2 separate regions of the Homo sapiens genome follow, and region 2 is linked to region 1. The links are chromatin contacts, found by Hi-C or POLR2A ChIA-PET in ENCODE. All regions are on one chromosome and are shown on one strand. The core of a region is the stretch at or near the end of the contact, and the rest is flanking DNA. Distances in the headings are between cores, read along the strand shown.

Region 1 (4,600 bases), core at 1,296-3,795:
CCGCCGTGCTCGAAGGCGTTGGGTAGGTTGGGTGTGACATTGAGGATATACTTGATGCCATACTTGCCGAGCACGTCCAGGTTGGTGGAGTCCTTGGCGCAGCCGAGGTAGAGGTAGGGCAGGATCTGGACAGGGAAGGCTGGTTGGCTGGATGGCACAGGGCTGCCGTCTGACTCGGTGGCACTGCTGGGCAGCTCTCGGTCCGACTCGCCGTCGGAGCAGTCAGAGCTGATGCGCAGGCCCCCCAGGCCCAGCACTGAGGTGGGTGGCGAGCTGCTCGGCGAGGAAGAGCTGTCCACGTTGGTCTCGCAGTGCTCAGAGTACTCTGTTTGAAACTTGTTGAAACCACCTGTGTCCAGGGTGAGACAGGGCCTGGGTGAGAGGCTGGTGAGAGCCCAGATGGGCTGCACAAGACCAGAGATGGCCAGGACTCTGCACGCCAAACACCACAGCACCCACGGTCAGCATGGGCCATGCCAAGCATGTTACACGTGTGCCCTCTCTCGTGTTCTCTCCATCTAAACCATGACCACTTCACAGATAAGGAAACTGAGGCCCCAGAAGGTGAAGTGACGTGCCTGGACTCCAAACTGGTACCCATAACACTTCGGGGCCCCCAGCCATGGCACCAGCTTTAGGGCACTTGAGGACAGGCCCCAGCTAATTCCTCTTCTGCAGCTCCCACGCACACCTAGCACCCATGGGTGTTCAGTAACAGCTAAGTGGTAAAGAAAAGCAGACAACCCCATCTTAGCCAGCACCTCTGGGTTGGCAAACTCCTCTTATAGATGAGACCACAGGTGCCAGAGCCACATCTGGCTCAGTTAGAGGCAGAGAGGTCCTGGGCTTCCTGAACGGGAGTCTAGTGGTTGCCCAGCCCCGAAACTACAGCTGGGGAGGGTAGTGGGAAGGTACTGGCTGGCCCCTTCCCCCAGCAGGGGCAGGTTTTTGAAGGGGGTCCTGGCTCCACTTCTCTAGAACCCTCCCTTAGAACACAAGCCCCACCCCCAGCCTTGGACCTGCAGCGGGGGAGGGCCACTGGGGCGATACAGGGACAGGAGAAATGGGGAGCCCCTTGCAGCGAGGCATGGGCCCTGCGCCCGAGGGTGCCGCAGGCCTCCCCTCCCCTCCCGCCCGCCCCGCTGCCAGCAAGAGGCCATTTTGGAATGTTAATTGGAAACACCGGCCTCAGCCACTCGCCCCCCGGTGCTACCTCTCCCTTCTGCAAGCTCCGGGGCAGCAGGCTAGGGACCTGGGGGTCCCGAGAGACCCGGGCCAGGGCAATGGAGCCTGCCCATACCCTGCCCCAAGCGCCTCCTAGAGGCGGCAATTCTCCGGTGGAAGAAGCAATTCCCGGATCCAGGAGACCCCAACCCAAATGGTCTCCATGCGCTGGAGGTGAGGATGGTGCTATGAAAGGTGCCCTTCCTGATCCTGGCCTTCCAGAAACACGAATTCTAGGCTGGACTTGGGCGCCCTGCCGCTTTTAGGGTTCTGGGAGGCGGCGCCTTCCACCTCTGAGGGGCTCCACTGGAGCCCAGGCACTACTGTCGCCCCATCAACAGGAAAAAAAAGGAAACCCCAGGCAGGGGAAAGTTTGTTCCACCCACTCGAATCGTGCCGAGAAAGGGGGCGCAGAGGGAGCCCCGCGCCTGCCAAACCACACAGTGGGGACCCGGCTCCAGGAGGGCGGATGCGGGCCGGGGACGACGTGGCGCCCAGAGGGGCAGGCCGAGCGCGTGGAGAGGAAAGCGCCTCCAAGGGGGGCGTCAGGGAGTCGCGGGGGGGCCCCGATCCCGTAAGGCGTCTCGGTGCCGCCCTCACCTTGGAGGTAGTAGGCCTGGCAGCCGTCGTCGCGCAGCTTCTGTAGGAGCAGGCCGAGCACGGAGGCGGGAGCGCCGGGCTCGGGCTGCCACTCGGCCGTGGCCTCGTCGTAGAGCAGCACGGTGGCCGCCTTGCAGCGCGTGGCGAAGCGCTCCTTGTCGGCGTGGTTGGGGATGATGGAGCGGATGGGCAGGTTGCCCTTGCGCAGGCGGCGCAACATGAGGCCCGGGATGGCCAGGTTGATGGCCGTCTCGATGTGCGACGACTCGAAGAGCTCGTGCGGCCGGCAGTCGAGCAGCAGCAAGGACGCGCCGCCGCGCGCCTCCAGCTCCTCCTGCAGCCACTCGGCGCTCTTGCAGGGCATGGCCCCTGCCCCCGTCGCCGCGCCCGCCCCGGTGCCTGCGCCGGACCCCGACCCCGCACCGGGCTCGGACCCCGCCCGGGTGCCCCCAGCCGCCGCCGCCCCCGAAGTCGACATGTGCGCCCGCGCTGGGGGGCCGCGGAGCTGGTTTTTCATGGGGAGCGCGGGCGGCCCGGGGCCGGGGCCGGGCAGCCCTGCCCTGGGACGGCGCCCCGGCCGCGCGGGCCCCAGCCGCGTCTCCGGGCGCCCGCCTCCCGCCGAGCTGCGCGCCCGCCGCCCCGGCCTCCCGGCCTCCCGGCCTCCGTCCCGCCCGCCCGCCCGGCCCTCCGCGCGCACCGCGGCCTGACAGCCCCAATTAAACGGCGGCTCCGGCGGCCGCGCGCCGAGGCGTTCTCCGGGGGGCGGGGCCGCGGGGGCCGGCGCCCGGGCTTAAAGGCGCAGCGCCTCCACCGCCCCTCCCCACGGGGTATGCGGGCGCGCTCGCGACCCGAGCCCGGGAGACCAGCGGCGGGGCCCTCCCCCACCGCCTCCGCACCGTTGCCCCCTGGACTAGCTCGGAGCTGACTACGATCCGCCTAGGGACCCCGGCCTAGACGCCCTCATGGGTTCACTCTGCGCGTGCTCCCAAGCTCTTCTGGACACTGCGGGAAGAGAGGCCCTGGGGGCGTCCTATGCCTGGCACCCCCACCCCACATTCACAACAGCATAGTTTTCCTGGGACGGGGCGTGGTGGGGGGGATGGTCAAGCTGAGCAACCTCTCCTCCTCCCGCCTGTCATCCCATTCATTTTTTCTGTCATCGAGTTCATTCAACAAATGAGAACTGAACGCCTACTACGTGCCAGGCACTGTGCTAGGCGGTCACCGTTTCAGAGGACCTCATCGTTCCCCTGACGGTCACAGGCTCCAGACCTGAGGGAGAGCGTCTCACGCCAGCAGGCCTGATGGGAAATCAGGACCTGGGCAACTGGCGGGGTAGGAAGACTCAGGGCCGTGCCACCTTCCGTGGGCAGGTGTGGAGAAATCCTAGAAAGGACCAGCTTTGGGAAGGGATCGCGAGCCCTTTAAGAAAGCTTTACAAGCGGGGTGGTGACAGGCGCCCAGTGAAGCGCCACGTGACTTTTTCCACGGGGCCGGTGGGAGGGGAATGCTCCTTTATAATCAGCTTTCCTTCCCCTGCCTCCCTCTCAACGGACCAATCAACTTCCGCGGTAGGCGGGCGCCTGCCATGCAGATGGCCAATCCTGGCCGAAAGAGGCGGTGGCGGAGGGAGGCGGGGCCCGCCGCGGTTTCCACCCAGGGCGGGGAAGTGGGCGGGGCCTCCGCCCGCCCTGTGTGTCGATTTGCAGGCAGGCGGGGCAGCGGAGGTGAATGGACCCGCAGGTAGCGCTAGAACAAAGCGGCTAGACGCAGGCGGCGCGCTTGCGTAGGACCTGCAGTGCTTTCCCTACGGAGCCAGGGTGGCAGCTTGAGGCTGGACCCTGCCGTCTATCTGGTCCATTCTTTTGCCTGGCGGGGTGCCCCTCCTTGGGGCTTAACCCCCCGACTCCGCCCGAGGCTGGTCGGCTCTGAGACACCTTGCCCCCATCCCTGACTGGGGGAGCGGTGGTGCTTGAGGGACGGCCTCTGGAACCCCGAGGATTTGAGCTTTCCGCTAACCTCTGACCAGAAGGCACGAAAAGGGGTGACTCAGGAGCAGTCCCCGCCTGTCTTTCAAGCGAGGGATAGTCTTTCGGAAGAGTTTCATCCTGGGCCACAGGGCTGTATCCCAAAGGAGCAGGGGTCTCTCCCACAGTCACATTCTCAGAGTGTGAAAGGAGAAGCAACTCTCCGCCCAAGGTTGTCCTGGGGGTCCTGGGCCTGTGGAAAGAGCTTCCAGGGCCCAAGATGCCAAGACCCAGATTCTGTCCTGCCACTTGCAGGTGTGTCCTGTGACCTTAGTATGGTTCTTCCCTCTGGGCCTTGGGTCTCCCAGTGTAGGAGAGTGCTAGTGTGGACTGAGCCCAATCCGTCTATGAATCCATCCGGCTGGGAGGACGTGGTCTGAGGACAGGCCTCTCGGCTGGCAGGCTGGATGCTGCTTGTCAGGGATGGAGGCAGCACTCAAAAAAGAGGCCTGAGCAAACTCCCAGGGGAGGGTGAGCTGCTGAGCAGTGCACCATTCACTCAGCAAGCCTTGCTGAGGGCCTCCTGAGTACCAGCCTGCCTGGAGCCGGAGTGACAACAGTGGAGCCTCCATCCTCCACTCAGGCCTGGCTACCTCTCCCCTCTGCTCCACCATGGGGTTGGATGCCGGTCTGGGTGCTCTCCCAGGCCTACCACAGGATGAACACAGACCCCTCTTTCTCTAGGGCAGAGACTGGTCTTGGTGTTCCCTCCCCAGACGGGTCCATGGTAGCTCAAGAAGGTGTCAAGT
Region 2 (4,600 bases), core at 1,165-3,664, 990 kb after region 1:
AACATAAGGACTCCCAAGAACTACCAATCGTAACCTGCAAAGTATTGCCCCCACTGAAAAGTGACCTTCTAAGAAGTTCCTCAGGACAGAATTTTAAGTTATTCTGGATTACAAAAACCCTAAGAATCATTATAAAAGCAAAGGGTCATGGCCAACACGGCCATAACTCCAAGTTTACATACAAGCTATCCTCAGTTTGTTAGTATTGCCCCTTTAACCCTCAAAAGGGTCCTGTTTTGAGGCAAAACTCATCTGTGGTGACAGAAGTCAGAATTGTGGTTGCCTTGGGGAGGGGGAATGTGTTTACTGAATGGAAAGGATACAAGGCCTGAAAATGTTCCATATCTTGATCTGAGTGTGGTTATCAGGGCATATACATATATAAAAAGTCATTGAATTGTACCCTTAAGATCTTTCGGTAGGTTATACATACCTCCATAAAAATACATTGTTAAAAATCTATTCAAATAATCATATAAAACCATTCTGGATCTAGCTACCAAGATGTTTTTTCCAAATGAATTTTAATAAAGACACACATTGCGAGCACTTTTATGTAGTACCTCTCAAAATATACACTGTGATTTCTAAGAATCTTTCAGTTAAGAAAGCCACCGAATTTTCGAACTGAAAGCACCCCCAAACATCATCTGTTTATCTTAATGTTGCAAATAAGGAAAATCAAAGCTACAATGGGTAAGAAATGTGCCCAAGATAAGGCAGTTAGTCAATGACAACGGTAATAACAGAACTGTTTCCTGATCTCTGGCCGTTTCTACCAGGCCGTAACTTTTCTGACATCGCAAACAAATCTTAACTCCGAATCTACCTACGGCCTAATTCAACAAATGCCTCAAAACGCTAGTCAACAGGCCTCAAAGTGTACACATGAAGACACATCTTCCTTCATCCTCTCGCCAGTTGACAAATTAATGATTACACGTTCAGGCATTTTACCCAGATGCAATAAAATTAAGAATGACATCTTAGAAAATGTGGTTCAAGAGAAGACATACGCAGGGATTGACAAAATCCATCTTACTTCCTTTCGAATCTCTTTGATGGTTACTTGGTTCTCAAACACAGATCACTGCTAACAGGACTCAAAAACACCACTTGGGACCATCAACCAGTGCTGCTTCGGGCGACCCGCTGGGAACACCCCCACCTGACCCAAGCGTCCACCACTCCTTGAGCACAAGCTCTGGGGGTGACCTGTGCCTGCCGGCTTAGTTTTAGACCCTACGGGAACAGCTGACATCTTGTGAAAAACTTAGCATAACGTACATCCTTTCCGCGGGAATTTATTTCTGTTCGCACAAGGCGTTTCTGCTCCGCACAGAGCAGGCCTTGCTTCCCAGGACGCCGCTCGCCCCTCCACAGCCTCCTTTTCAGCGTCCAAAATCGGACTTTAGGAACAGAAATCGAAACGGTCGCGGACCTCCCGAGCGGCAGGTCGGGGCGCTGCCGGGTCGGCGCGGGGTCCAGCGGCGGTGCCCGGCGGGCCGCGGCGCGGGAGAGGCCCGCTCACTTCACAACGGCGGCCCGGAGCCACCGGTTGCGGCGGCCACTAGACGCTCCGCCACCGCGCAGCGACCGCCCGGGCCCTCCGAAGTTCCGACCGGCCGCGCGCCCGGCCCCAGCTGCGGGTTCGCGCCCCGCCCGGAGCGAGCCCGGGGGGCGGGTCCGCGGGGGCTCGGCGGGCGGAGCGCGGGGCGCGCGCGGGGAGGGGCGCGCGGCGGGCCCGGCGCGCCGGGGAACTTGGGCGCCCGCCACTGCCGCCGCCCGGCCACTTTCCTTTCACGCCTCCCGCGGGCTGACGCGCGCCGCGCTGCCTGCCAGGGGCTGACGGCCGCCGCCGCTCTCCGCCGCGGCGAGGCGCCCAGGCGCGCCCCTGCAGCCGGCCGGCCGGCGCGCGGGACCGCGGGGCCGCGCGCGGGCGCCGCGCTCCCCCCGCCCCGCCCCCGCCCCCAACGTGCCGCCGCCGCCGCCCGTTGGCGCCTCAGCCCGCGCGCCCGCCGGCGCCCGGCGGTTTCCCGTTGGCAAAGTTGCGCGGCCGCTTCGAAGGGGACGCCGTACGGTCCCCCGCCCCGGCGCCGCCGCCGCCCCTCCAGGCCGCCGCGCGGGAAGGCCCAGCCGGTGGCCCCGCTTTTTTACCTGCCCGGAGTTTTCGCGCGCGCGCTCGCTCGATCGCTCGCTTTTCCCCCTCTCGCGCTCGTTTTCTTTCTTTCTTTCCGTCTTTTCGCTCCCCCGCGCGGAAGCTTTTTCCTCCCGTGCTGCCCGCGCTCGCCCGCTCGCGCCCTCCTTCCTGCTGGGTTCGGCGGAGCGGGGCGGCCGGCAGCTCTCCCCGCCCCCCTCCACCCGCGCTCCGGCGGAGGCGGCGGCGGCGCTCCGCGCTCCGACTCATTCCAATATGGCACGGACGCAGGGCGCATGCGCCCGCGCCCCCCCACCCCCAGCTCCGCGGTCCTCCAGGCAGCCTGCGCCCCTCGCGCCGCGCCCGTGGAGCTCCCGGGCCCGGCTGCCCCGCTCCCGCCCCAGCGCCATCCCTCCTGGCTGGGGCCGCGCGGGAGGCAAGGACTCCGCGGGCTGGTGTGCCGGGGGTCCGGCGCCGCGGGCCACCCACGCCCCCAGCCAGCAACTCGGCGCGGACGGCCCCGAGGCCGTGGCGCAGGACACGCGGCGGCGCCTCGGGCCCCCGACGGCGCTGTGGCCCCGAGCGGAACGGCCCGGAAGAGGAGACGCGTCCCCGGGAACCCAGTGCCCGCCCTGGCCCAGCCCCGATCCAGCCTGCGCCTCACCTCGGGTTGTAGACAGAGCGGCGGGGATCCCAGAGGGGTTCGCGGGTCGGACCTGGAGTACCGGCCCGGCGAAGCGCGCCGCTGTCGCCCGCACGTGACTGGCTCGGACAAGATGGCATGAGCGGAGAAGCGGCCGGATCCCAGATGCGCGCGTGCCGCCGCCGCGGGCACTGCGCCCGTTTGCCTGCCCCTCGTCGGGGATCGGGCGCTCCCTCTGAGACCTGAAAGGGCACCCAAGTGCCCCCTGTCTGCGAAGTCCGGCGCGGGCCCTTCGGCGCCCCCGATGTCTCTAGGCTTCCGCAGGAGGCGCCCTGTAAATCTTGAGTCTTCCTGCAGCGAGGGGGCACAGGACAGCTGCGAATTGGGACGAACGAGCCCAGAGCCCCGGGAAGGATCAGAACCTCGAAGGCGGCTTCAAGTCGGCCCCGCAGCCCGAGGTGACCGTGGGCGGTTACGTTGCCCGAGCTCGCCCCCTCCTCCTGAGCGCAGGTGCCCGTGGGACATACACCCGCCCACCTGCTCCGGAAAGTTCCCTCCAGAAGGGAGTTCCCGCGCCACCGAGACCCGGGAGCTCCCGATCAGACTCCCAGGCCGTGAAAGGCGTTATCGGACAGGGCCCAGAGGCGCCCCCACAGCAAGAAGAAAGTCTGGGGTTCTCACCGTGTGCCAGGTGCGAGCTCAAGCCACCTCCCTCAACCGCTCTGAGAAATATCCCACTTCACAAACTTGCTCAAAGTCACGCTGCTGGCTGGATTTGAATCCAGATTTTTTTTAGCACCACTGAAAAAACAATATGACAACCGGAGAAAGAAAAATCTAAAAAGAATACAGTAATCCATATTGTTACAAAGAAATGCAACTTTTCACGACATGAAACATATATATACTGTGTATAGTTGCAACCACACTTTTTTTGTTACTACTTTCACTACCATTTTTATTTGTTCACGATTCATTTTTAAGGTGTGCAGGTGTCCTTAACTATTCACTCAGCCCCCTAATGTTTTTGGTTCTTTACGGTTGTTTGCTAACGTATCCTTGAATTCTGCACTTGGGACAAATACCTGGGAGTGGAAAGGCTCCCAGGTAGAAGGCTATGAATGGCCAAGTGGTCTTGGCTTACAGCGTCATATTTTTCCCAAGAGCTGCCCCAATTATTCTACCGCCTCCAAGGAACAAGTGTAAGGAGTTTAACACACTTATAAACATTGAGTGCCATTTCCCCCCTACTTTAATAGTCTATTGCTAGTTCAAGGTTACTTAGCATTTCTTAGGTGACACAACATTCAAAAATGAATGTTTTTCCATGCATTTACTATATGCATTCCCTCTCCTGTGAATAATCTATTCATATCCATCTTCTGGGGACTTGAACCTCTTCTAACTTTGAACAAGCATTTTTTTATGTTACAGATATTACTTCTTTGTCGTCATTGATGCAAATATTTTCTAGCCTGTTGTTCTTTCTTGTTTTATTCTAATGTTCAGTGTGTCATTCTAATGTTTTAATTGCTTCAGTGCTGACAAAGTGAGCTTTCTGCTGCCCATCTGATAGTCTTTTTTCTGCTAGTTTTGTACAATTTCATTTCATATTTCATTCTCTGATGACTATCCCGATTTTATTTTGGCTTATTTATTTGGAGTAAAATATGGACATAACTCACTACCACTGTCATCGGTTGTTATTAATTCTGCAGTTACCATTTATTAAATAATTATTGACCAGACGTGGTGACTTACACCTGTAGTCCTAGCATTTTGGGAGGTTGAGGCAGGAGGATCACTTCAGGCCAGGAGTT

What was found. A loop is a pair of places that touch in the nucleus more often than their neighbours do. ChIA-PET counts read pairs that join two places held with the same protein, here RNA polymerase II (POLR2A). Pooled maps may share reads with other maps.
Region 2: a loop to region 1 is called in a map of naive thymus-derived CD4-positive, alpha-beta T cell, with 31 times the contacts of the local background. The contact joins the promoter of SFMBT1 here to the promoter of DUSP7 in region 1. A Hi-C loop is called at or near these places in 2 of 168 maps with a recorded cell type or tissue (both naive thymus-derived CD4-positive, alpha-beta T cell), 1 of 37 single-sample maps with no recorded cell type and 8 of 50 pooled maps. POLR2A ChIA-PET finds 5 or more read pairs at or near these places in 1 of 52 experiments (BJ).

The regions. Positions count from the first base shown.
Region 1 is chr3:52,054,026-52,058,625 of GRCh38, forward strand. DUSP7 (dual specificity phosphatase 7) reads right to left here and starts at 2,546. Exons shown (of 3, transcript NM_001947.4): 1 at 1,825-2,546; 2 at 1-349. The coding sequence starts at 2,341. RefSeq lists silencers at 1,057-1,126, 1,837-1,886, 2,207-2,266, 2,467-2,846, 3,247-3,606.
Region 2 is chr3:53,043,659-53,048,258 of GRCh38, forward strand. It overlaps SFMBT1 (Scm like with four mbt domains 1), which reads right to left and starts at 2,415. Exons shown (of 21, transcript NM_016329.4): 1 at 2,158-2,415. RefSeq lists silencers at 1,454-1,743, 2,104-2,163, 2,264-2,583, 2,634-2,743 and enhancers at 2,731-3,232, 3,233-3,732.